Linked DNA regions of Homo sapiens: region 2 is linked to region 1. Evidence: read pairs that join two places in POLR2A ChIA-PET (ENCODE). Cell type or tissue: GM12878. All regions are shown on one strand. Links, peaks and the distances in the headings refer to the core of each region. The heading gives the core; the rest is flanking DNA.

Evidence for each region. ChIA-PET counts read pairs that join two places held together with the same protein. Peaks named below come from ENCODE experiments on the same cell type or tissue, not always from the same donor. Only the 100,000 strongest peaks of a DNase experiment are listed, where the experiment ranks them.
Region 2: POLR2A ChIA-PET joins it to region 1 with 9 read pairs; 3 of 35 experiments call an interaction of 5 or more read pairs at or near these places.

What each region holds. Positions count from the first base shown.
Region 1 is chr10:98,441,518-98,444,347 of GRCh38, forward strand. It overlaps HPS1 (HPS1 biogenesis of lysosomal organelles complex 3 subunit 1), which reads right to left. Exons shown (of 20, transcript NM_000195.5): 3 at 1,607-1,723. The coding sequence starts at 1,723. Among named protein-coding and RNA genes, the nearest start is that of HPS1-AS1, 3.4 kb to the right of the region's middle. In GM12878, for the core only: no CTCF peak of the experiment used is centred there; no DNase peak of the experiment used is centred there.
Region 2 is chr10:98,390,090-98,392,996 of GRCh38, forward strand. It overlaps PYROXD2 (pyridine nucleotide-disulphide oxidoreductase domain 2), which reads right to left. Exons shown (of 16, transcript NM_032709.3): 9 at 2,853-2,907; 10 at 2,343-2,477; 11 at 921-993; 12 at 509-665. Among named protein-coding and RNA genes, the nearest start is that of MIR1287, 3.8 kb to the right of the region's middle. RefSeq lists an enhancer at 1,419-1,468. In GM12878, for the core only: no CTCF peak of the experiment used is centred there; a DNase peak (open chromatin) is centred at 1,563; H3K27ac peaks cover 272 bases.

The sequences.
Region 1 (2,830 bases), core at 1-2,500:
AAACTCGAGTTCTAATACTTCTGCTCTTTGAAAGATACCATTGAGAATACAAACACAAGCCACAAACTGAAAGAAAATATTTGTAAAACATGTATCTGATAAAGGATTCCATCCAAAATATATTAGAAGCTCTCAAAACTCAGTAAGAATAAGAAGAAGAAACAATCAACTCAAATAAAAACTGGGCAAAAGATATGGCAAATAAGCACATGAAAAGATGCTCAAAAGCATTAGTCATTAAGGAAATGAAATTTAAAACACAGTGAGATTCTAGTGAACATCTATTAGAATGGCTAAAATTAAAAAGACGGACTATAGTGTTGGTGAGGATATGGAGGAACTGAACTCTCAAACACTACAGGTGGAATCAAAAATTACACAACCACTTTGGAAAAGTTTGGCAGTTTATTAAAAAGTTACACATACACCTACATGACCTAGCCAGTCTATCCTAAGTATCTGTCCTTGGACATGAAAGCATCCATGTATACATAGACTTGTACGTGCATGTTCATAGTTGCTTTATTTGTAATAGTCAAAAACTGAAAATAACACAGATGTCCATCAACAAGTAAATGAATGAACAAATGGTGGCATCCTGATACAATAGATTACTACTCAATGACAAGGAATGAACGATTGATACATGCCACAACACAGATGAATCACAAAATAATTATGCTGAGTGAAAGCAGTCAAACCAAAACCAAACTAAATCCAAGCACATACTGTATGACTCCATTTATATAAGGCCATATGATACAAACTAATCTATCATGACAGAAAGCAGATCAGCAGTTCCTATGCGATGGGGATGGGAAAGAAGGGATTACAAATGTTTGAGGTGGTAGATATATTCCTTTTATTGATTGTGATAGAATCATAGGTATATACATATCAAAGCTTATCAAATTATGCACTTTAAATATGTGCAATTTATGGTATGTTAATCATACCTTAATACAGCTATTAAAAAATTAACGTGTTCAGCTTACGTTAAACTTTTTTTTTTTTTTTTTGCTCTGTCGCCCAGGTTGGAATGCATGGGCACAGTCTCGGCTCACTGCAGCCTCTACCACCTGGACTCAAGTGATCCTCCCACCTCAACCTCCCAAGTAGCTGGGACTATAGGCACGCACCACCACACCTGGCTAATTTTTGTATTTTTTTTGTAGAGACAGGGTTTCGCCATGCTGCCCAGGCTGGTCTCAAATCCCTGAGCTCAAGCAACTGGCCCACCTTGGCTTCCCAAAGTGTTGTGATTACAGGCGTGAGCCACCGCGCCCAGCCTTGTTAAACTTTTTAGGTTACAGAAACTGATGGCTCCAAGTTCTTCTGTTACGTGATAAAATTCGACTTCTTCTTGCCCTCATTTAGTCCAGAGAGGACTGGTGGGGTGTGGGGGTGGGGTCACCGAGCTCAGAGCATCAAGAGGCCAACCTTGAGGATAAGGGTCTAGGTGTGAAGGATGCTGGACCCCACCCAGCACCCTGCTCATGCTGCCCAGGACAGGGTGAACACAGGTTTTCCTGCCTCTCTGCCTGCTGGGAGTTTTGTATGGTTCCTTCCTATCCACCCCTCCTGGGACTGCCTACCCTGCACTCACCTCTTCTTCCTCATTCTCTGACTGCCCGAACTTCAGCCGGAGACTCTCTTCAAACTCCTGATCTGTCCAGTAGAAGAGGACCTCTGCGCCCTCAGTGGCCACCAAGACGCACTTCATCTGCCAGGGAAAGGCAAGGTCAAGGTCAGCCTCCAGCCCCAACATCTATGAGCTCAGTCTGAGTAACGAAGAGGACCCCAACCTCAGCAAACATTCAGTGAGCCCCTTCTGCACACCAGGCATCACAAGGGACTTCCATTTTTGTTGCACCCTCACAACTGGACAAAGTAGAACTCTTCAGGTACCCCCATTTTAGAGAGCAGGACACAGGCACAGCCTGAAGTGGCAAAGCTGGGATCTGGACCCAGACCTGTTTGATGCCAAGGCTGGGGCCCTTTCCTCTGTGGTATCTGGTCCCTCTCAGCACAGCAACAGACCCACCACGGGGCCTACTGGAACCAGACTGGCACAGGAAGGGACCCAGGTCTTGGCCTAGACATGGAGCCGAATGCCCAGGGAGGCCATGCTCACGGCAGCCAGTTAGTGCCTGGTGTGGATCGGAGGGCACTGGTGCACCTCCATCTCTGGGCAGTCCAGAGATATCTCTCCCTCAGATAAAAACAGTTCCAGGGCTGGGCGCGGTGGCTCACGCCTGTAATCCCAGCACTTTGGGAGGCCAAGGGGGGTGGATCACCTGAAGTCAGGAGTTCGAGACCAGCCTGGCCAACATGGTGAAACCCCGTCTCTACTAAAAATACAAAAATTAGCCAGGCATGGTGGCAAGTGCCTGTTATCCCAGCTACTCGGGATAACTGCTGAGGCAGGAGAATTGCTTGAACCCGGGAGGCAGAGGTTGCAGTGAGCCGAGATTACACCACTGCACTCCAGCCTGGGTGACAGAGCGAGACTCTGTCTGAAAAAACAAACAAACAAACAAACAAACAAACAAAAAACAGCTCCAGAAGATGAGCCTCAAAGCCCCTGAATTTACTTCAGCACCACAGAAGTTTCATTCAAATGCTGCTCTCCCTGTTCATGGTGAGAACAGAGGCTGCCTAAAGCCCCTGTACCTAGTAGGCTGCAGCTTCTAGGGCCACAGCCACCAGTGTCTTCAGCCCTCCCAAATCTCCTTCCCCACCCCCCCGCCACACACACACACACCACACACTCTGTGCTTGATTATGTAAGAAATGTCTTAACTATTCACCCACTGGAAGATCTTTAATA
Region 2 (2,907 bases), core at 244-2,743, 51 kb before region 1:
TGTGCTGGACAGCGGACAGGATGGAAAGGCACTTGCTCCTATAGCGCCCCTGCCTGTTCCAGAAGAATGGAAATACAGCTGCAGTGGGAGGTGGGAAATGCTTTTAGAAGTTTTGCAAGAAGGCAGATTATCAGAAAAAGAAAGGCTACGGAGCAGGGGACTCGGTGAGTGCGTGCTCTCTGACGGGCTCTGAATGAGAGAACTTCCTTTGCTCTCCCAGAACACATTTTCTCCTCTTCTTCCCCAGCCCCAGCACTTTCCTGGGCAGTGCTCTGCCCCTCTGCCCCTTCTGCTAACCTGAGCCGCTCTTCACCCCTTACCTGCCCTCATCCTCAGATTTTTCACCTGGGATGCACTTCCTGTCCTTAGGAGTATGGATTTTGGCAGATCCTAAGTCACTGTGAAGGTTGAACACCAGGCCTGATCCCTGCTGTGGGTGGCATGGACAGCCCCGCCTCCCAGGCCCATGTGGAAGAACATCAGGGAACATAAAGTCCAGGGCCCCTACCTGTGGGAAGGCAGGCCATCCATGGCATCTTCAAAGGCCTGATGAAGGAGGAGGGTGTCTTCACAGTTCAGGTGGATGGAGCATTGGTGATGGGGCAGCGGCTGGCCCCTGGGAGCATTGGGGGCCGCCAGGAAGCTGGGCAGCCTGTCTACGGCCACTGAGGGACCAAAGAGGAGGGTCAGGTCTTAGCCCCACAAGGTCCTCCCTCTACAGCCAGCACCCTGCTACCCTCAGTGGCGGACGGGAGTAGGAAAGTATGAGCAAGTGTTTCACCTTCTGACCAGGCTGCAGGGGGACACAGGCTGGAGGTCCGGGAATGGAGATGATGACTGAGTTCAGCTGCCCCCAGCCTGGAGGTTTCTCACTCAGATGGGTCAAAGGAGACAGTGCTGCAATGTGGTGTGCCTCTTACCATTGATCTTGGTGACAGGCGACCGGGTGTCCAGCTGAGAGATTCTCTCCAGGAACTCCTCAGGAAGCCACTCCTGGAAGGAGAAGGCTCCATGAAAGGCCTCAGATGTCCAAGGCCCCAAGGAAGCTGCCTTCTTTCTTTGCTCAGGAAGATCCCTCAGTCGCTCCCTCCGGAAATCCTCTTCATCCTTCAAAGCTCAGCCAAAACCACCTCCCCTGTGAAGCCTTCCTAGATCCCCTCCCACTCAGCTCTAACCACTTCCTCCTCCGCGCTTGGCCAGCAGTTCTGACTGTGAAATAGTCCGCACCTCTCCCTGCTTGCAAAGGGGTCAGTGGTTTGCAGGCCTCTTTTCACTACTGGTCTGTAAGCTCTTGGAAGCCTCGACGATCTCAGAATTGCCTTAACAAGTTTCTTTTTACTGATGTTTGTTGAATTTTAGTAATGGAATCACTCAGAAAAAGTAGTGCTTTGCCCCTAAGAATTGCCCCCAAGAATGGCTAGGAGCTTCATGTGCGTATACATGTTATCATATCTTTTGAGCACAGGGTAAGTCAATTGCAAAAACTGCCCCCAAAGCTCACCCCTCCCTGTTTGCACACCCACTTCCGTGTAACCTTGCAGTGCTCTCACACTCTGACTCTAGGCTTGGCCATGAGACTTGGTCTGGCCAATGCTAGCAAACAGGATGCAAAGAGATCAAACCATGTGATGCTTGCATGCATGCTTGAGCTTGCCTGCTTTTGCCCTTTGCCAGACCTTGAGAACATGCCTGGACTACCGTGCTGGAGGAGGACAGACACATGGAGCATAGCCGAGTCCCCCACCCGGTCATCCCAGCAGAAACGGTCCTGGACCAGCCACCACCAGCCAGCTCCCAGGCACATGAAGGAGTCCCGCCAAGATCAGCAGCCGGCAAGCTGACCCACAGCCAACTGCAGACGCATGAGCAAGCCTTAAGCAGCTGAAATCCACCAAGATCAACTGAAGTCTCCAGTTCTGGGTGCCAGTATTTCTTGTTGTATGCCCAGAAGTATTGTGGCTCTTTGTTAATTGATTAATTAATAATCATGGATAATATAACAGATCATTGACAAAGACAATGGAATTAGAGCGGTGAGAGGGGAGAAATCAGGAAAGTAGGAAAGTTGTGGAAATAACTCTAGATTGAAAGTCAGACCTGGGTTCTAGCTCTGGCTCTGCCAATGGCCGGAATCTTGGTCACTTCACCTCTCTGGCCCCTTCTCCCCACCTGTGAGGCTTCTTCCCCGTTTGCTACCTGCCCTTACCCCCCTGTTTCCCAAATGCAGAGACTTGGCTTTTGCATCTCACACCCTGATGCAATCCTGGCTCCCTCAATCCCCACGATTTCTAACCCCTGTTTTGGCAGACATCTAAGCTCCACCCTCCTGCCCACAGCCTCACCTGTGGCGTCAGCTTCAGGAAGGTGATCTGCGGTGATGTGTTGGACAGCACCATTTTGCTTCTCACCTCTGTGCCATCTTCCAGCACAACTCCTTGAACACAGCCTTCACTGTTCACCTGCACCTTCGCCACTGTCTAGAGCCCACCAGAACAAGGCCCCAGAAACCGCAGGAAGGGAAATCCATGTTAGATCTTCCGGGATTTCCATGGTCTGTGCTGCTCCTAGGCATTCACAACTTCTTCATCCCAAACCCATCCCACCAAGTTCTGCAGCTTCTCCATGAAGCCTCAGCTTCTCCATGAAACACTCAGTCTCAGTTCAGTGACCAGGGAATTCCAAGGGGGTGGTTAGCCACTAACAGACTGCATGACCTTAATCTCTTGATTCTGCAACCCATCCCCTCATGGCCCCTCTGTTCATTGGTAAAACAAGGGACCTTCCAAATCTGAGACTTTGTTCTGTCCTGGGATCCTTACTAATAATTGGGGTGGGGTAGAGGGGCCGTTCACCTTTTCAGTGAAGATGCTTGCTCCATGTGTGGTGGCTGAGCTTGCGATCGCATCA